Regions from separate parts of the Homo sapiens genome. Here all the other regions are linked to region 3. The links are chromatin loops, found by intact Hi-C in ENCODE. Cell type or tissue: PC-3. All regions are shown on one strand. Each heading gives the region's core, and the rest is flanking DNA. Links, peaks and the distances in the headings are about the cores only. Region 1 has its middle 16 kb from the start of LINC00857. Region 2 overlaps TMEM254-AS1 (TMEM254 antisense RNA 1). Region 3 overlaps PLAC9 (placenta associated 9).

Region 1 (7,024 bases), core at 602-5,601, 80 kb after region 3:
CTGGTCTTGAACTCCTGACCTCAGGTGACCCACCCGCCTCGGCCTCCCAAAGTGCTGGGATTACAGGCAGGAGCCACCAAGCCCGGTCTTTTTTTTTTTTTTTTAACATGTCATGTTTTTATTGTACTGTACTGTACTGTACTGTACTGTACTGTACTGTATTGTATTGTATTGTATTGTATTATATTGTATTGTATTTTGAAACAGAGTCTCACTCTGTTGCCCAGGCTGGAGTGCAGTGGAGTGATCTTGGCTCACTGAAACCCCCGCCTCCCAGAGTCAAGCAATTCTCCTGCCTCAGGCTCCCGAGTAGCTAGGACTACAGGCCATGCCCAGCTAATTTTTGTATTTTTAGTAGAGATGGGGTTTCACCATGTTGGCCAGGCTAGTCTCAAACTCCTGACCTCAGGTGACCCACCTGCCTCGGCCTCGCAAAGTGCTGGGATTACAGGCTTGAGTCACTGCACCTGGCGAAATTTATTTCGTTAGATTCTCAAAAAATGTATGACACATGAGTGGGACTTTCTGCCTCCATCCCACATCTGCCAGAGTAAGGAGAGAGTCCAGGAGCTAGGAGTATTCAGGGTAAGACTCCCCCTCCCTCGGCCACATTGTCATTGTCAGAGTGAAGAAGGCCCCTGGAACTCCATGTGTTCCTGGCAATCCCTCCTTCCTCCCCCACCATAGACACCCCCCAACATCGTTATTTTCCCTGAGAGCATCAGGACCCGTCTTCTTAGGGCCTTTATCTCGATATGCATCAGTCACTCCAAGAAGCTCAGGCCCCTAAGTCATCCCTTCCCTTATCTCCTAGGCCTGAGTCCACATATAGCTCTATGTGGCTCTCTCCACCACTCTCTAGCCTTCATTTTTCCCCTTAGCACATACATCACCTGACATACAATGCATTTGACTGACTTATTTCTTAGTCTCCCCTGATTGAGGGTGGGGTGTTCTGTCTCTCTTGTTTGACCACTATACCCCCAGGATCTACAAGGTGTCTGGCATGTAGCAGGGACTTAATAAACGTGGGTTGAGGAATGAATGAACAAACAAAAGCATCTTTAGTGTCCTCTGTTCTCTGGACCTCAGGCTCCACTGCAGCCTAGTTAGTCTTGATCTTCAGGCCTAAACAAGGCCCAAACCACAGGCCTGCTTCCATACTGGCTTATCCCACCTATCTAGCAGTTTCCCAGGCTGGGCTTTGGAGACAGGTGGGCTTGGATTTGAATCCTGGCTCTGCATTATGAGGCTTTTAACACCCCATTTTCCTTATGTGTAAAACCAGAAGGATGCCTAACTCCCAAGAATATGGTAAGTGAATTAAATGGAAGGTGTGTGTAAAGAGCTCAGCACAACTCCTCCAACACAGTAAGTGCACAATAAATGTGGCCATGAGGGAGGCAATAGGGCAGGGTGAGGAGGAGCAACAGGCTTCCTCTGGTGACATCTCCTACGAGTTGGTAGAGGAAACCTGGCGCACTGTGCACAGTGGATTCTGGTCAGGCCCTGAGCTCAAGGGGAAAGAATCCCATGATTGATTACTGATGTCTGTCATGCACGTGCGGGCCGGGTGACAGGGTAGGGTGAAAGAGAGTAGCAGCCCCAAGCCATACGTTTGCCATCCTGATCTAGAATTTCCACCATTGCTCCTTTTCTTGTGCATGTCTTGACTGTTTTTAAGGGTGAGAGCTCCCCTGTTTTCAACAGCTCAGTTCTGACTCCGTAATTTCTCACCCACCCCAGCCCTGAATGGTGCAGTCTGCTCCTCTGAGCCCCAACACTCTTTTCTCTGCTGTTCCTTTATTATTTACCATGTAGCATTTTGGTTTTTAAAAATCTTTCTGGCCTCCTTTCCACACATATAGGCAGAACATGCCTTCAGGGTAGATTTCACCTTAGAGAACTAACGCAGGAAAGTGCACAGAGTTGCAAATCAGAAAATCTGAACTTGTTGTGAATTTGAGCTCATCGCTTTGCCTTTTGGAGTCTGTTTCCCCAGCTGAAAAGCAGAGCCCTAAGATGGCTTTGCAGCCCATGGTATCCCAGGGCTGTGGTGAGAATCAGCATTTCACTGGGCTCTGTGGAGAGGAAAAGCTTTCATGTTTGGCCAGTCGCGGTGGCTCACGCCTGTAATCCCAGCACTTTGGGAGGCCAAGGTGGGCGGATCACCTGAGCGTCAGGAGTTCAAGACCAGCCTGGCCAACATGGTAAAACCTCATCTGTACTAAAAATACAAAAATTAGCCAGGCATGGTGGCGGGCGCCTGTAATCTCAGCTAAGCAGGAGGCTGAGGCAGAAGAATCGCTTGAACTCACGAGGCAGAGGTTGCAGTGAGCTGAGATTGCGCCAGTCTACTCCAGCCTGGGTGACAGAGTGAGACTCCATCTCAAAAAAAAAAAAAAAAAAAGCGTTCATATTCTCATTGCATGTCCATGTACCCCCTCCTGCCACCAGGTCTCAAACTGGAGCTTCTGCAGATGCTCAAGATGCTTTTTCAGCAAGGGGGTAGTAGGATGAGGCTTCCAATGGGAGCAGTGGGCATTTGGCAGGCATTGACAACAAGCAGAGTTCGGAGAATGGAAAAGAAAAACCAACTTTTCTCGCCTTAAACCGGCAATTGCAAAGTTGAGAGCTAGGAAAGCTAAATGCTGCCACCTGCCGGTCATTTTCTACGTTAGCAGCATCAAAGTAAACAGTTTTATAAAGCTCTTGTTTATTTTTTATTATATTTTATTTTATTATTATTATTATACTTTAAGTTTTAGGGTACATGTGCACATTGTGCAGGTTAGTTACATATGTATACATGTGCCATGTTGGTGTGCTGCACCCATTAACTCGTCATTTAGCATTAGGTATATCTCCTAATGCTATCCCTCCTCCCTCCCCCCACCCCACAACAGTCCCCAGAGTGTGATGTTCCCCTTTCTGTGTCCATGTGTTCTCATTGTTCAATTCCCACCTATGAGTGAGAACATGCGGTGTTTTGTTTTTTGTCCTTGCGATAGTTTACTAAGAATGATGATTTCCAATTTCATCCATGTCCCTACAAAGGACATGAACTCATCATTTTTTATGGCTGCATAGTATTCCATGGTGTATATGTGCCACATTTTCTTAATCCAGTCTGTCATTGTTGGACATTCGGGTTGGTTCCAAGTCTTTGCTATTGTGAATAATGCCGCAATAAACATACGTGTGCATGTGTCTTTATAGCAGCATGATTTATAGTCCTTTGGGTATATACCCAGTAATGGGATGGCTGGGTCAAATGGTATTTCTAGTTCTAGATCCCTGAGGAATCGCCACACTGACTTCCACAATGGTTGAACTAGTTTACAGTCCCACCAACAGTGTAAAAGTGTTCCTATTTCTCCACATCCTCTCCAGCACCTGTTGTTTCCTGACTTTTTAATGATCGCCATTCTAACTGGTGTGAGATGGTATCTCATTGCGGTTTTGATTTGCATTTCTCTGATGGCCAGTGATGATGAGCATTTTTTCATGTGTTTTTTGCCTGCATAAATGTCTTCTTTTGAGAAGTGTCTGTTCATATCCTTCGCCCACTTTTTGATGGGGTTGTTTGTTTTTTTCTTGTAAATTTGTTTGAATTCATTGTAGATTCTGGATATTAGCCCTTTGTCAGATGAGTAGGTTGCGAAAATTTTCTCCCATTTTGTAGGTTGTCTGTTCACTCTGATGGTAGTTTCTTTTGCTGTGCAGAAGCTCTTTAGTTTAATAAGATCCCATTTGTCAATTTTGGCTTTTGTTGCCATTGCTTTTGGTGTTTTAGACATGAAGTCCTTGCCCATGCCTATGTCCTGAATGGTAATGCCTAGGTTTTCTTCTAGGGTTTTTATGGTTTTAGGTCTAACGTTTAAGTCTTTAATCCATCTTGAATTAATTTTTGTATAAGGTCTAAGGAAGGGATCCAGTTTCAGCTTTCTACATATGGCTAGCCAGTTTTCCCAGCACCATTTATTAAATAGGGAATCCTTTCCCCATTGCTTGTTTTTCTCAGGTTTGTCAAAGATCAGATAGTTTTAGATATGTGGCATTATTTCTGAGGGCTCTGTTCTGTTCCATTGATCTATATCTCTATTTTGGTACCAGTACCATGCTGTTTTGCTTACTGTAGCCTTGTAGTATAGTTTGAAGTCAGGTGGCATGACACTTCCAGCTTTGTTCTTTTGGCTTAGGATTGACCTGGCGATGCAGGCTCTTTTTTGGTTCCATATGAACTTTAAAGTAGTTTTTTCCAATTCTGTGAAGAAAGTCATTGGTAGCTTGATGGGGATCGCATTGAATCTATAAATTACCTTGGGCAGTATGGCCATTTTCACGATATTGATTCTTCCTACCCATGAGCATGGAATGTTCTTCCATTTGTTTGTATCCTCTTTTATTTCACTGGAAGCTCTTGTTTAAATTCAGTAAAGACCCAGAGGGAGGAGGTGGCATTTACTGAGCACCTCCTGTTTATAAGGAACTGTCTTCAAGTGTGCCATGGGTACAGACATAAATTAGCACCGGATATTGCTGATAAAGAGAGCACAGATTCCAGAGAGCCAAGGCTGCCTCTCAATGACTACATGCCTTAGGTTCACCCTTCAACCTCTCTGAACTTCAGTTTTCTCAACAGGTAGATGGACCAGGGTGCCCTCTAAGGATCCCAAGGAAGGGCCTTAAAAGATGAAGAGGATGTTGACAGACAGTTACTGAGAAGGAAAAGAGGAGGGCATCCTATGCAGACAAAGAGGAGGGTTTCAAGGGAAGTCCTGACATGTGTCTCCTTCCCTCGTCCCCTTGTTTGTGAAGCCGAAGGGTAAGTTCCTGATCTTTAAGCGCCTGTCCACCTGTGACTTCTGGTCAAGGGAAGGGACAGAGGAGTTGGAAAGACTTCTTGAAGGAAGAATGAAACAAACACCTGTGTTGTAGGATCCACCAACTTTAAGAAATGGAACCATGTAATTACCTTTAAAGTATTCTATAATTTATTTACACATTATTGTATATTTTGTTTACAACATTCTACTGTTGATGGACATTTAAATTATTTCCCATTGTCTCCAGGTTTATTTGTTTTTCTGGCTTGGACATCCATATGCATACATTTTTTCTTCTTCTTCTTCTTCTTCTTCTTCTTCTTCTTCTTCTTCTTCTTCTTCTTCTTTTCTTTTCTTCTCCTTCTCCTTCTCCTTCTCCTTCTCCTTCTCCTTCTTCTTCTTCTTCTTCTTCTTTTCTTCTTTTCTTCTTCTTCTCCTTCTCCTTCTCCTTCTCCTTCTCCTTCTTCTTCTTCCTCTTTCTTTTTTGTTTTTGAGACAGAGTCTGTCTCAAAAGACCCTGAGACTGTCACCCAGGCAGGGGTGCAGTGGCATGATCACAGCTCCTTGCAGCTTTGACCTTCTGGGTTCAATCGCTCCTCCCCTCTCAGCCTCCTGAGTAGCTGAGACTGCAAGCATGTACCACCATGCCTGACTAATTTTCGTATCTTTTTGTAGAGGCGAGATTTTGCCACGTTGCCCAGGCTGGTTTTGAACTCCTGGGATCAAGCAATCCTCCCGCCTCAGCCTCCTAAAGTTCTGAGATTACAGGCATAAGCCACTATAACCAGCCATGCATGCATTTCTGTCAATTACATACCCAGGGATGAAACTCTTGGATTGTAGAGGGTGTACATTTCCAACTTTATAGATCATCACGATTTGTTATCCAAAGAGGTTGCACTAATTTAAACTCGTGTCAAAAGTATGTGAGTTCCTATTGTTACAGGTAGCTAGTCAGGCATGAGCAGGGCAGGAGAGGGCTCGACCCCCACCCCCCCACCAGTAATGTCACCAACCATCAGGCAATTGTTAAACTGTCTCTAATAATGGGTCGCAGCCTGCACCAGGGAAAGGCCGTCTCCTAATAGATAGAACAAACTTGAAACTGGTGATCAGCAGCTTCCCGATAAGATCTCAGGAGTTGGGTGAGTGGGCTCAAGCATGCACACTAAGAGGCAAAATGGTGGAGTTTAACTTCTAGGGACATTCACCTGGTAGGGGAAGAATGCCTCAAGTGAGCATGCACACAACTCCAGTAAACACACTGCGTGCTCACCGCCCAACTGCTAGCAGACCACTGCACACGTGGACAGACCACTGCACACGTGGACAGCCCACTCCCAGGGAAGAATCAGGGGAGAAGGGATGTACAACCCTGGAACTATGTCAACAGATAAAACCCCAAGTCAAAGGTCAAACAGTGCACTTGATCTCTCAAGTCGCCCCCTGGCCCTTTTCCAAGTGTACTTTACTTCCTCTTAGTCCTGCTCTAAAGTTTGTTGTTGTTGTTGTTGTTGTTGTTGTTGTTTTGAGAGGGAGTCTTGCTCTGTTGCCCAGGCTGGAGTGCAGCGGTGCAATCTCAGCTCACTGCGAACTCTGCCTCCCGTGTTCAAGTGATTCTCCTGCCTCAGCCTCATGAGCAGCTGGGATTACAGGTACCTGCCACCATGCCCAGCTAATTTTTTTTTTTTTTGTATTTTTAGTTGAGATGGGGTTTCACCATGTTGGCCAGACTGGTCTCAAACTCCTGACTTATGTGATCTGCTCGCCTCGGCCTCCCAAAGTGCTAGGATTACAGGCATGTGCCACCGAGCCTGGCCTAGTTTTTTAATAAACTTTCACTTCTGCTCTAAAACTTGCCTTGGTCTCTCATTCTGCCGTATTATGCTGTTGGTCAAATTCTTTCTGCTGAGGAGGCAAGAATTGAGGTTGCTGCAGCCCCCTAGGGATTTGCCACCAGTAACACTATGATTCACTGGAAAGGCTTGAAATTGTCAGATTTTTAAAGGTTTGCTAATACAGTGGGGTAAAATGGTGTCTTACTGAGTTTTCACTTATTTTTAATACAGATGAATTAATGTATGGGGCAGGGGAGAGTCAGTGATTTCCCAGCCTCCCAATGGGGTATAGAAGCTGACATACCATTTTTCACAGGGTAAGGAGGAGATAGGGAATGTAGACAATTCTTTTGAGGG
Region 2 (7,024 bases), core at 919-5,918, 84 kb before region 3:
TCTGAGACTGACAGGCCACAGTGTAGCACTGACTGCCAGTGCCCTCCTGGGCTACTCTTCTTGTCTCTGGCTGCTCTCCAGGCCCTGGGATGGAGGCCATTCCTATGGCATCTTCTTGGAGGACTTCATGTTCTAAAGGCATCACAGTTGAGCCATGATTGCTTCCAGGGCTCTTTGATGCAGATTCTTGCCTCTGAAATATAGTGATGAGCCCAGTGGACTTCTGGGCCCACTGTATATTATCGGGGCACCTTTGACTTAGGTTATTACTCATTAAACACAACGTATTAAGATACAAGGCACCGCTGGAACTAACCGGAGACTTCTCTCAACCAGGGCTCATCTAGAAAAAGAAATCCAGAATCCCCATACTTTGCAAGCCCACCTTCCCAGAGAACAGGAGTGTCAGTTTCTTCCATATCCCAGGTTTGAAAAGCTCCAAATTATTTCTGAATTTCATGAAATATCAAATCTGTGAACAAAAGGGAAAAAAATGCCTAGGGCCATTTCTACAATTCTTCCAGTATAGCTCTTTTGCTTTGAGGACGTTTTTGTTTTCAGTATTCACCCTGTTTACATTTAACCATACAGGAAAGTAGACGGAAGCGTATAATTAGCCTGATGATCTTATCACTGAAATTTAATATATAGCAATACCTGGCCAATTTTATCTCCTTGACACCCCACCCTCATTATTTTGAAGTGAATCTCAGACATGTCATTCACCCGAAAATACATCCATATGTATCTCTAAAATATAAAGTCTCTCTTAATGCTATGATGGGTTAAGATTTAAATACCTGAGCCTCTAGTAAAATCCTATACCCAATTCTACCATACGGCAACCACACACAATTACTCTGATGAAATCAGCTGTTCCCAGCCTACAAGCTTGAACTTTTGAAAGGTGAAAGTCAGGCCTAGCAGGGTGGCTCATGCCTGTAATCCCAGCACTTTGTGAGGCTGAGGTGAGCAGATTGCTTTGAGTTCAGGAGTTTGAGACCAGCCTGGGCAACATAGCAAAACCCTGTCTCTACAAAAAAACCAAAATTAGCCAGGTGTGGTGGTGCATGCCTGTGGTCCCAGCTACTTGGGAGGCTGAGGCTGGAGAATATAGCTTTGAGTCCAGGAGGCAGAGGTTGCAGTGAGCCAAGATTCCCCAACTCCAGCCGGGGCAACTGAGTAAGACCCTGTCTCAAAAGAAAAAAAAAAAAGTGAAAGCCCAAACACCTATTAATACAAAACACTAATGCATTAGGTAAGGAGCCTCCTGCAAAAGAAACACGCTTTGGTGTCCACCACAGAAACTCACCGTTGGAAGTTCAGATGAATCTCTAGTCCAGGTTCTGAATGATAAAGTGATTAACTCTGAAGCAGCAATCATCAAACATAACCCTGAGACGCCCTCCCTCACACACCCTAGACACAGCCCCGCCCCAGACACAGCCCCACCCTAGGCACAGCCTTGCCCTAGACACACCTCTTGATGGCTTTACCTAACTTTTCAAATCCCATTCACTCAATGAGCACCCAGTGAAAACAATTTGCTTATTTAATCCCTACAACACCCTTATAATGTGCATCCTATTTTAATCCTACTTAGACTTGAAGACAGGGGGACAGAAAGGTTTAGAGCACAGAGTGAGCCTCTGACCCAGGCAGTCTGACCTTGAACCTCCTGCCTGTGGCCATCACTTTCACATTTATAGACTGCACGCTCTGTGAGGACGGAAGCCTTGTCAGGCTCACAGAAGATCCACATCACCTGATATATCATTGCTTACAGAATACTGAGATTGGAGGCAGGAGTGACCAGAGATTAACACTGAATAAGGACATTCTAAGATATAAAACTAATGTTTTATAAACATTAAACCATTTGCTAATTCATCTTATTCTAAAAACTACCCTATGAGATACCAAAACCTCCATATTACAGACAAGGAAACTGTGGGCTTTTCTGCTTTTTTCACAACTCTAGGACATTGTACTTTCCCAAATGTGTGGAATAAGGTAATAACACTTGGAGGGTTTTTTGTCCTCCAGGTTTGGAAAATGCAGCTCATCCTCGACAAGTGTTTTATATTAATCCATCTTAATTCAGAGTGATACATATATTCTTCGTTCTACTTAAACTAATTGCTACAATTTATGAGGACTCATTATATGGCCGGCCCAAAGAACAGAGTTTTCAGACATTATCTTACCTAAATCTTACAGTGCCTTACGGAGATATATATTATTATACAGATGACTACTGAAGCACAGAGAGATTAGCTAATTTACCTGAGGTCAAACTCTAAGAAGAGGAAAATAACTAGCAGGAATTAAAGCAGGTGAAAATAAAGTTTGAATTGGGCAAGGTAATGGCTGACTTGCAGGAAGGAAACAGCCCCAAATGATTTCGGTTTCTCACTTCATTCCAGGGTGGACCGCGCCTCTGCAACAACAACAACAACAACAGAAAAAAAAAACAGGAAAAAGCAGGAGGAACAACTCGTGGTTTTCTTCATTTCCGCGCAAGGATGGTTAACATAACCTCCTTTCATCCTGGGACTCCAGCAGGTCCTTTCAAGCAGTGCCAGATGCTTTGGGGTAGTTGAAGAAATATTTTGGGAGCTGGAAGTCTTGGAGAATATCAACGACTGAGAGAGTAGAGCAAACCAAAATTAGATTGGGCCTATGCTGAGTTCTTTGGCTTTTTTGTCTTCCCAGTAATTCGGGCCCGCTTTGTGGTTGTTGATTTATTATTTTTTGAGACCGAGTCTTGCTCTGTCACCCAGGCTGGAGTACAGTGGCAGGATCTCGGCACACTGCAAGCTCCGTCTCCCAGGTTCAAGCAATTCTCCTGCCTCAGTCTCGCGAGTAGCTCGGATTACAGGCACGCGCCACCACACCCAGCTAATTTTTGTATTTTTTGTAGACACTAGGTTTACGCAACTTCGCCGAGGCCGGTCTCGAACTCCTGAGCTCAAGTGATCCACCCACATTGGCCTCCCAAACGCTGGGATTACAGGCTTGAGCCACCACGCCCACTCGTGCTTTATTCTCAGTAACCTTGAAATCACACTAGGTGGCGACCTTCCCCGTCCGCCCCCATCAAGCTGCTTCCAAAAACATTTTTACCAGGCACCTTCACTTTCTTTCTTTTCATTCTTTTCTCAACTCCAGTCTCTCTGTTCTCACTGCATTGTTTAGACATCATTGGTAAAAGTTAACAAATCAGGTCCTAAATTGCCCGATCATACGGTTAATCTTCTTTCCTAAGTCATCGAACATTGTTAGCCAATCTTTGTCTTCCTTGAAAGCTCCCCTACTTCAGATTTTTTTTCTTCTTGCTGTTGCCCAGGCTGGAGTGCAGTGGCGCGATCTCGGCTCACTGCAACCTCCGCCTCCCTGGTTCAATCGATTATCCCATCTCAGCCTCCTGAGTAGCTTGGATTACAGGCGCAAGCCACAACGCCCGGCTAATTGTATTTTTAGTAGAAACAGGGCTTCACAATGTTGGCCAGGCTGGTCTCCAACTCTTGACCTCAGGTGATCCGCCCACCTCAGCCTCCCAAAGTGCAGGGTTACTTACAGGTGTGAGATTCTTTCCTTTTTTTTTTTTTTTTTTTTTTTTTTTTTTTTTTTTTGAGACGGAGTATTGTTCTGTTGCCCAGGCTGGAGTGCAGTAGCATGATCTCGGCTCACTGCAACCTCCACCTCCCGGGTTCAAGCAATTCTCCTGCCTCAGCCTCCTGAGTAGCTGGGACTACAGGTGCCCGTCACCACGCCCGGCTAATTTTTTTTTGCATTTTTAATAGAGACGGGGGTTTCACTGTTAGCCAGGATAGTCTCGAACTCCTGACCACGTGATCCAACCACCTCGGCCTCCCAAAGTGGTGGGATTACAGGCGTGAGCCACCACACCCGGCCCTGGCCCAGATTCTTTATCAAGCTCGGCTTTGGTGGATGTCCACTGAGTCCTTAATCCTTTTTCAAAATATCGCGAAACAGTAAGGGCCCAGCTTATACTGAGTGCTATGTATTGAGACCTGCAATGCAGCTGTGAATAGCACAAATGCAGTCTCTGAAAATCAACGTTCTGGTGAACTTTTAAAAATACGTAACTCCTGGCCGGGCGAGGTGGCTCAGGCCTGTAATCCCAGCACTTTGGGAGGCCGAGGCAGGTGGATCACGAGGTCAGGAGATCGAGACCATCCTGGCTAACACGGTGAAACCCCGTCTCTGCTAAAAATACAAAAAATTAGCCGGGCGTGGTGGCGGGCGCCTGTATTCCTAGCTACTTGGGAGGCTGAGGCAGGAGAATGGCGTGAACCCGGGAGGCGGAGCTTGCAGTGAGCTGAGATCCTGCCACTGCACTCCAGCCTGGGCGACAGAGCGAGACTCTGTATCAAAAAACAAAACAAAACAAAACAAAAATATATACATAGCTCCCAATTATCACCTGCAAAGCAAAGTCAGAATGTATTAGAATGCCTGGCAGGGAGTTTCATGACCTAACTACTATTAAACTCCCATTCAGACCAGGAGTGGTGGCTCACATCTGTAATCCCAGAATTTTGGGAGGCCAAGACAGATGGATCACTTCAGGTCAGGAGTTCGAGACCGGCCTGACCAACATGGCAAAACCCCGTCTCTACTAAAAATACAAAAATTAGCCAGGTATGGTGGCACATGCCTGTAATCCCAGCTACTCAGGAGGCTGAGGCATGATAATCGCTTGAACCTGGGAGTCGGAGGTTGCAGTGAGTTGAGATAGTGCCACTGCACTCCAGCCTGGGTGACAGCAAGACTCTATCCCCTCCAAAAAATATTTTTTAATAATTAAAATTTAAAAAAAATTATACTACCATTCAGCTTCGCCTTTGAGACTCACCACCTGCGAAATCTTTGTTCTAATAACCAGCCTTGTCCATTTCTAGGTGCTGAGATACTCTCGGCCCTCTTGGCTTCGTCCATCTGCTTCAGATGCCACAGAAGAGTTCCAAGTGACTCTGGAAAAAAAAAACACTTTGACCAAAACAAAGTTATCAACATGGCAATTTGATTTTAATGGTTATCTGGTTAAAATGAAAAAGACATCATTAGCAACAGGTGTGTAAGATTCTAGTGTTCTGTAAAATGATCTTGTTTTCCTTAAGTGTTCTTTTTTTTTTTTTTTTTCCAGGGTTGGGGGCAGGAAATTCCCAGCTTTTGGGGACATTTTTCCCCACTTTTTGGATACAATGAATTCATTGGATACAATGAATTCATTGGATACAATGAATGTTAAAAGTTCCATTAACTTAATGTCCAAAAGCAAGTTTAGTCCTTTGGTTTCCCTACTTCAAAATGTAGCATTTGCCTTCTTCATGACCAAAAGTAAACATGTTTGTAAAGCTATTTATCATTACTATTAAAGCTTGACAAAACCAGTGAATTTGGCAAATCAGTGATTCAGCAAATTGGCTTTCAACACATTTTGTTGATGATTTTATGTCAATTGACTATTCAATACATTTATATTTTCTCAAACTGAATTTCAGCTACTTGTCTGCTTCTTTCACATCACAAAACTTATTTCACTAAATTGTAACAATACAGAATAACTAACATTTATTATGTTTTTAATTTGTGCCACTTTTAAGCTAACTGCTGGCCGGGCCTGGTGGCTCATGCCTGTAATCCCAGCATTTTGGGAGGTCGAGGCAGGCAGATTACTTGAGGCGTGAAGTTCAAGACCAGCCTGGCCAACATGGCGAAATCCCCATCTCTACTAAAAATACAAAAATTAGCCGGGTGTAGTGGCACACACCTATAATCCCAGCTATTCAGAGGCTGAGGCACGACAATCCTTTGAGCCGGGGCATGGAGTTTGCAGTGAGCTAAAATCATGCCAATGTACTCCAGCCTGAGTGACAGAGGGAGACTCCCTCTTAAAAAAAAATAAGCTATTCACTTTCCAAACATAGATATATATGTTTGAAAAGTGATATATATACATATTATATATATATATATATATATATTTTAAGTTATATAGGTCAAATTTCTGCACAAAATCTAATTATCATCATTATCATTATTTGAAGATTTTTAGGAAGGGCAAACACACCCTGGTTTCCTCCCTTCTACTACAACACCCTCGTGGATTATCCCTGCCCCCTCATTCATTAATTCAATGCTCTGAGAACATTTCTGTTTGTAATCTTTGAATACAGAATCTCATAAGTGCTAAATAGAAACCTGTATTAAAACATTATTATGCTGCCTCTAGTAAATTCTTTTTGATTATTCCGTTGTCTGTCATATGAACTACAGTATGCTCAACCTGAGATAATTTGTCTTGTTCGCAGTTGACTCTACGAAAAGAGTCAAACTCTGTAAAACATTTGAAGAGATTTATTCTGAGCCAAATATGAGTGAACATGGCCTGTGACACAGCCCTCAGGATGTCCTGAGAACGTGTGCCCAAGCTGGTCGGGGTGCAGCTTAGTTTTATACATTTTAGGGAGACATGATAATTCCATCAAGTATATTTAAGAAATATGGCCAGGTGCAGTGCCTCACGCCTGCAATCTCAGCACTTTGGGAGGCTGAGGTGGGCAGGTTGCTTGAGGCCAGGAGTTTAAGACCAGCCTGGCCAACATGGCAAAACCCTGTCTCTACTAAAAATATAAAAATTCGCCGGGCATGGTGGCATGCGCCTGTGATCCCAGCTCCCAGGTAGGCTGAGGCACAGGAATCGATTGAACCCGGGAGGCAGAGGTTGCAATGAGCCGAGATTGTGCCACTGCACTCCAGCCTGGGCGACAGAGCAAGATTCTGCTCAAAAAAACAAAAACAAAAACAAACAAACAAAAAAAAAAAAACAGGAAAAGAAAGAAATACATTGGTTTGGTCCAGGAAGGTGAGACAACTCAAAGCTGTGGGTGTGTGTTGGGGGGTGCTTCCAGCTTATAGGTAGATTTAAAATTTTCCTGGTTGACAATTGGTTGAGTTTATCTAAAACCCTGGGATCAACAGAAAGGAATGTCTA
Region 3 (7,024 bases), core at 628-5,627:
GCTCTCTTTCCAGTCCTTATCTTGCTAGACCTCTCCGCTGCTTTCGGCCCTGCTGACGCTTTTCATCCTCTGCAGAATCTGTAAAGCTCTTGGCTTCTCTTGACTTCTGGGGCAGCACCCTCCTTCCTGAGTGTCAGCGTTCTCCAAGGTTCCAGCCAACCCTGATGCCCCACAGGCATCTCAGGGTTACCAACTCTGAAACCCAAGCTCGGCATCAGGGCTCTGAGACTTCTGCTCTGAGGGTTGATGGTGCCTGGAAGAGCTAACTCAAGGAGAACAATGGTGAATCAAGAGTTGAGAGGGGTTTCACCATGTTAGCCAGGATGGTCTCAATCTCCTGACCTCGTGCGCCTACCTCGCCCTCCCAAAGTGCTGGGATTACAGGTGTGAGCCACCATGCCTGGCTAAAATTGCAATATTCTTTACCTCTTGTTCCTCCTGTGATTCCTAAGACCTCCAGCCTCTTCAGCCCCCATTTCTCCCAATTTATTGGCCCTCTTCTTGGCCTCATGAGTCCTCTGCTTATGAGTAGTGACTTTGGACACATCCTTTCACCCTTCTGTGCATCAGTTTTCCTACGTGTAGATTGGGCATAACAACAGGTTGTTGGAGAGGTTAAGTTAGCACCCTACATGGTGCATGGTAAGCACTCATCACATGCCAGCTGTTACTAACGGGTTCCCAGTGTCAACGCTGCTACTGAAATATCTCCTTTCATTTTCTTCCTCACTATTCCTACAGCTCCTGCCTCTGCTCATCACTTCTCCTTCACCCCTCTTATCCTGATTGCTGCAGTAACCTCCTGCCTTCAAAGGCATCTCCCTCCAATCTATTCCCTATATTTAAAAAATTCATGTTTGGCTCTGTGACTTTTCTGTTAAAATAACCCCCCTTGGCCTGGCTTGGTGGCTTACACCTGTAATCCCAGCACTTTGGAAGGCTGAGGCGGGTGGATCACCTGAGGTCAGGAGTTTGAGACCAGGCTGACCAACATGGTGAAACCCTGTCTCTGCTAAAAATACAAAAATTAGCAGGGCGTGGTGGCAGGTGCTTGTAATCCCAGCTACTCAGGAGGCTGAGGCAGGAGAATCGCTTGAACCCAGGAGGCGGAGGTTGGAGTGAGCTGAGATCGCACCATTGCACTCCAGCCTGGGCGACAGAGCGAGACTCCATCTCAAAACAAACAAACAAACACACAAAAAAACAAACAAGCATCAGAACTGGTTTATTAAAGCCCCTGGGTTAAAGCTCTGCCCCCTTGGCTTCATTTCCAGGACTTCCCTCTCCAGTCTCTCTCTCCCGCCCACCCTGTATCTCCAGCCACCGCGGGCTCCCTGCAGGTTTTGCACAGTGAGCCCTGCTCTTTCAGACCTCTCCATTGTTGCAGGTGCCATTCTGCCTGGCTGAAGCCCATCCTCCCTTCCTCCCTGGGCTTCACCTCCTTGAGGAAGTTCATCTGGGTCTGTAGGTGACTGTGGCTGTAGAGACTGGTGGGATTGAGATGGCTGACACTCGCACACTGACCCCCACCTGGGCCGTCCTCCGCTTGCTCCTGAGTTTGCTTTGAGGACTGACCTCATTTGAGCCCAGTGTTTACAGGAGTCTCTGGCATTATGGAAAACTAAGGGTCCCACAGTGACAAGACTTGTTTTCCCACAGCTGCCGAACCCTTCAGCCCTCCGCGAGGAGACTCAGCTCAGAGCACAGCGTGTGACAGACACATGGCTGTGCAACGCCGTCTAGATGTCATGGAGGAGGTAACAGGGTGGTTTGGAAGGACATGCGAGTTCAGGACCACCTTCTAGGATGGTGTTTTTATGGGCAGATGCAAGCTTGCTTTGGAATGTGAGGACATCCGGGCCGATCCTGCCCTGTGGCCACCTCGTCCAACATCACCCTCCCATCTAGGCTGCCGGGCTGCCCAGCCCCCAGTGGACCCTGCCTCCCCTAAGGCCTTGCTTACCCCCACCCGGATATTTCAACATCATTACTGGATGGGAAGGTGGAAATTCAGTCACTGTTTTGTTATATAGCCACGATTCCTAACTTGTGTGGGGAAAAGTTTACATCTTTATTGTCACAAGCCTTTAACTGAAATTGAGCATTCTCATTCATCATAAATACAAACAGCGAGCCGTGGTATTAACAGTACTATAACTTTGTCATCAATAGAAATCCAGATAATTTCATCTTCTAGTTATGAATATCTCAACATATAATTTTTATCCTTCCTTATGTCAAAATTTCAGTTGTTATTAGGCCTGATGTTAAATCATGTGATTTAGTGAGTTAATAAATACATTTTATTTTTTTTGAGGCAGGGTCTCTGTCTGTCTACCAGGCTGGAGTGCCGTGGTGCAGTCTCGGCTCACTGCAACTTCCACCTCCCAGGCTCAAGCAATCCTCCCACCTCAGTCTCCCAAGTAGCTGAGACTACAGACACATGTGCCACCATGCCTAGCTAATTTCTGTATTTATTTTGTAGAGGCAAGGTTTTGCTATGTTGCCCAGGCTGGTCTCGAACTCCTGAGCTCAAGCCATCTGCCCACCTCGGCCTCCCAAGGTGCTGGGATTACAGGCATGAGCCACTGTGCCCGGCCAATACATATATTACATCAAAAATTTAAATTTTTTTTTGACAGAGTCTTGCCCTGTCACCCAGGCTGGAGCCCATGGTACAATCTTGGCTCACTGCAACCTCTGCCTCCCAGGTTCCAGTGATTCTCATGCCTCAACCTCCCGAGTAGCTGGGACTACAGGCATGCACCACCATGCCCAGCTAATTTTTTGTACTTACCATGCCCGGCTAATTTTTTGTACCTCTGGTAGAGATGGGGTTTCACCATGTTGGCCAGGCTAGTCTCAAACTCCTGACCTCAAGTGATCTCGCCTCAACCTCCCAAAGTGCTGGGATTACAGGCGTGAGCCACCATGCTGGGCCAAAAAGTTTAATTTTAAATACTTGAATTTTTTTTTTTTTTTTTTTTTTTTTTGAGGCAGAGTCTCACTCTGTCACCCAGGCTGGAGTGCAATGGTGTGATCTCGGCTCACTGCAACCTCCACCTCCCGGTTCAAGTGATTCTCTTGCCTCAGCCTCCCGAGTAGCTGAGACTACAGACGCGCACCACCATGCCCGGCTTCTTTTTGTATTTTTAGTAGAGACAGGGTTTCGCCACGTTGGCTAGGCTGATCTTGAACTCCTGACCTCCGATGATCTGCCCCCCTTGGCCTCCCAAAGTGCTGGGATTACAGGCGTGAGCCACCACGCCCGGCCTAATACTTGAATAATATTTTAATGCAATTGGTGCCCTTAGTAATTCTATATGTTTTATTTTTTGCATTTAAGGCATTATTCTGAGAAGAGGTCTGTAGGCTTCACCACACTGCCAATGGGGTCCATGGCATACACAGGGAAAAACCATTAAGAACTCAGTAAATTTCAGAATCCCAAACCTGTCATTTGGCAGAGATACCACCAGGGGGCGGAACAACAAAAGGAATGTGAGCTCCAGGCTGCAAAGTCCAAAAGGGAGAAGGTATTCTACAGGCGCTTCATCCAAATCTGTGACTAAGTGCCAAAAAAGAAGGAGCCTTAGAGAGCAAGCCCCCTAGGATATTGTCATCTGGGGAAACTGAGGCAGGTAGGGGCAGAGCCTGAGTGAGGAAAACCCAGGTCACTTAGCGCCCAGTCCTTTCCCACTGCACCGCACTGGACCGCCAGCTGCTCTCTTAGGACCTAGCTGATGAAGCGGAACGTGGAACCACTTCTGTCCTCGACTTTACCCCACTTCCCACTCTAGATGGTAGAGAAGACCGTGGATCACCTGGGGACAGAGGTGAAAGGCCTGCTGGGCCTGCTGGAGGAGCTGGCCTGGAACCTGCCCCCGGGACCCTTCAGCCCCGCTCCCGACCTTCTCGGAGGTGAGCAGTGCAGGTGGCAGAGGACAGCCTCTGGGCGGCTGTCATCTGGCGCTGGGCAGGCGAGACAGGGACGGCTGCTCCACTGCACAGGTGTAGCCTGGCTGGCAGGGAGGGCCCCAGCGCTCCCTGGGGACGGAAGCGGGACGGCATCATCCCTGCTCCCCGCCCGCCCCGCCCCACCTGCCACACCCGGTGGCTGCCGCCCAGTGTCAAATGAGGTTCTGGAAGAGCCGGCCCTAGATGCCATCTCAGCACAACCCCTGCGCGGAGAAACTGCCTCCTTCATTAGCCTTCTCACGACTGGAGCTTCTCAGCTCCTTTAATTTTCCCCTGAGCAGCCACTCCTGTTCCACCCCAAAACTCTCGCAGGGAAGACGGGCGTCCCCACTGATCAGGCAGGGTTGGGGTTGCACTCTGCTCTCTCCTTGATCCTTGTGTCCCGCGCGCAGTAGTTCCTGGGGGCCGGGGAGGGAAGGGAAGGAACTGCTGGGCACCACGGGGGCAGGTACTCTGCGGCACCCCAGCTTGCTCACTGGGGGCCTCTGCTTTCTTTCAGATGGCTTCTGAGCCCTGGAGCTGGAGCCCAGCAGTTGGAGGTGGTGCACCTGCCAGGCAGCGCCCACAGAACCAGCCCTGTCCTCTCGACTTCCTTCCTTAGCTTCATGTGAAATAAAAGCTATTCTGGTCTCCTCTGTGTCTGCTGACAGAGTAACCCGTTTAACTACAGCCTCCTCTCACTCCACTTCCATGCCTGGAGGAAGCCTGCAACCCCCTCCAGGCTCAGACCTGGGGACACCCCCACTCCTGTCATTTATAGGGGCAGATGGAGCAGGGGTTGATTCACACAGATGGGGGCCCTTTGAGTGGCCTTGCTTCTCAAAATGTGGCCATAGGTGAAAAGCAAGGGGATCAGGGTCTCAGGACCCACCCAGACTGTTTAATCCAAATCTGCATTGCAATGAGACCCCCAGGGATTTTATGTGTCCATTAAAGTGGTTTGTTGTTGTTTTTAAAAATTTTTCCTATGAAGTGAAATTCAATGTAAAATTCATCATTTTAACCATTTTAAATTGTACAAGGCTGGGGGCGGTGGCTTACACCTATAATCCTAGCCCTTTGGGAGGCCAAGGTAGGAGGATCACTTGAGCCCAGAAGTTTGAGACCAGCCTGGGCAACATGGTGAAACCCCATCCCTACAAAAAAATACAAAAATTAGCCGGGCATAGTGGCACGTGCCTGTAGTCCCAGCTACTCAGGAGGCTGAGGTGGGAGGATCACCTGAGCCCTGGAGGTCAAGGCTGTGGTGAGCCATGATCATGCCACTGCACTCCAGCCTGGGAGACAGTGAGACCTTGTCTCAAAAAAAAAAAAAAGAAAAAGAAAAAAAATTGTACAAATGCAGTGGCTTCCAGTACATTCAGAAGTTGTGCAGTCATCACCACCAGTTCCAGAACATTGTTCTCTCTCTAGAAAGAAACTGTGTATCTATTAAGCAGTCACATCCCATTCCCGCTCCCCACACCCCACTGGAAACCACTGATCTCTGTCTTCACGAACTTGCCTATTCTGGACATTTTAAATACAGTAGTCCGGCTTTATCTGTGGTTTCACCTTCCATGGTTTCAGTTACCTGCAGTCAACCACAGTCCTAAAATATTAAACTCCAGAAATAAACAATATATGAGTTTTCAATTGCACATCATTCTAAGTGGCGTGATGAAATCTCTTGCCATCCCACTTCATCCCGCCCCGGATGTGAATGCTCCCTTTGTCCAGCATGGTCCACGCCGTCTACACTTCCTGCCTGTTAGTCACTTAGCAGCCTTCTCAGTTACCAGATCAATGGCCACAGTATCACAGTGCTTGTGTTCCAGCAACACTTCTTTCTCTTAATCAAGACCCAAAGTGCAAGAGCAGTGCTGCTGGCATATGGTTGTTGTTTTTCACACAACTCTCCCTTCACAGAAGCTGGCATATTGTTCTAATTGTTCTATTTTATTCTTAGCTATCGTTGCTAATTTCTTATGGTGCCTAATTTATAAATTAAACTTCATAGGTATGCATGCATAGGAAAAAACATAGTATAATAGGATTAGATACTATTGTGGTTTCAGGCATCTGCTAGGGGTATTGAAATTTATCCCCTGAAGGTAAGGGGGTAGTACTGTAGGTAGAATCACACAATACGTAGTCTAGCTGTATCTGGCTTCTTTCTCTGAGCATAATGTTTTCAAGGGCCATCTGTATTGTAGCATGTATCGGTACTTAATTCCTTCTTACGGATGAATAATGTTTCATTGTATGAATATACCACATTTTATTCTTTTATTTTTTTAGACAGAGTCTCGCTCTGTCACCCATGCTGTAGTGCAGTGGCATGATCTCAGCTCACTGCAACCTCTGCCTCCCGGGTTCAGGCAATTCTCCTGCCTCAGCTTCCTGGGTAGCTGGAATTACAGGTGCACACCACCACGCCTGGCTAATTTTTGTATTTTCAGTAGAGACAGGGTTTCACCATGTTGGTCAGGCTGGTCTTGAACTTCTGACTTCTTGATCCACCCGCCTCAGCCTCCCAAAGTGCTGGGATTACAGGTGTGAGCCACCACACCTGGCCCACATTTTATTCATTTATTCGACAATTGAGGGACATTTGGGTTGTTTGCATTTTTTAGCTATCATGAATAATGTTGCTATGAACATCCGTATGAGTTTTTGTGTGAATATTTGTTTTTTAATTTGTTTTGGGTCTATATGTAGGAATGAAATTGCTGAGTCACATGGTAACTCTTACGTTTAACTTTTTGAAGAACCACCAAACTCTTTTGTATTGCAGCTGTACTATTTTACATTCCCACCTGCAATATTAGCTGTGGCTTATTCATAGATGCCCTCTAGCAGGTTGAGACATTTTCCTTCTAGTCTTAGTTGAGTGTTTTTTTAATCATGAAAGGATGTTGGGTTTTTTCAAATGCTTTTTCTGCATCAATTGAGATGATCATGTGATTTTCCCCTTTCATTTTATTAATTACATGCATTACATCGATTTTTTTTTTTTTTTTTTTAAGACAGAGTCTCACTCTGTTGCTCAGGCTGGAGTGCAGTG

The links. Hi-C counts contacts between places; a loop is a spot of excess contacts. Peaks named below come from ENCODE experiments on the same cell type or tissue, not always from the same donor. Only the 100,000 strongest peaks of a DNase experiment are listed, where the experiment ranks them.
Region 1: it touches region 3 in a loop (28-fold over the local background); 76 of 110 quality-filtered maps call a loop at or near these places.
Region 2: it touches region 3 in a loop (7-fold over the local background); 26 of 110 quality-filtered maps call a loop at or near these places.

Annotation. Positions count from the first base shown.
Region 1 is chr10:80,220,188-80,227,211 of GRCh38, forward strand. No RefSeq gene overlaps it. Among named protein-coding and RNA genes, the nearest start is that of LINC00857, 16 kb to the left of the region's middle. In PC-3, for the core only: a CTCF peak has its summit at 2,652 (motif pointing left); a DNase peak (open chromatin) is centred at 2,654; H3K4me3 peaks cover 332 bases.
Region 2 is chr10:80,055,934-80,062,957 of GRCh38, forward strand. It overlaps TMEM254-AS1 (TMEM254 antisense RNA 1), which reads right to left. Exons shown (of 4, transcript NR_027432.1): 2 at 4,883-5,000. Among named protein-coding and RNA genes, the nearest start is that of TMEM254, 19 kb to the right of the region's middle. In PC-3, for the core only: a CTCF peak has its summit at 3,084 (motif pointing right); a DNase peak (open chromatin) is centred at 3,058.
Region 3 is chr10:80,140,423-80,147,446 of GRCh38, forward strand. It overlaps PLAC9 (placenta associated 9), which reads left to right. Exons shown (of 4, transcript NM_001012973.3): 2 at 1,660-1,757; 3 at 3,801-3,921; 4 at 4,478-4,937. The coding sequence ends at 4,488. Among named protein-coding and RNA genes, the nearest start is that of PLAC9, 11 kb to the left of the region's middle. In PC-3, for the core only: CTCF peaks have their summits at 3,481 (motif pointing right), 3,699 and 4,533; DNase peaks (open chromatin) are centred at 3,499, 4,079 and 4,573; H3K4me3 peaks cover 1,422 bases; H3K27ac peaks cover 1,168 bases.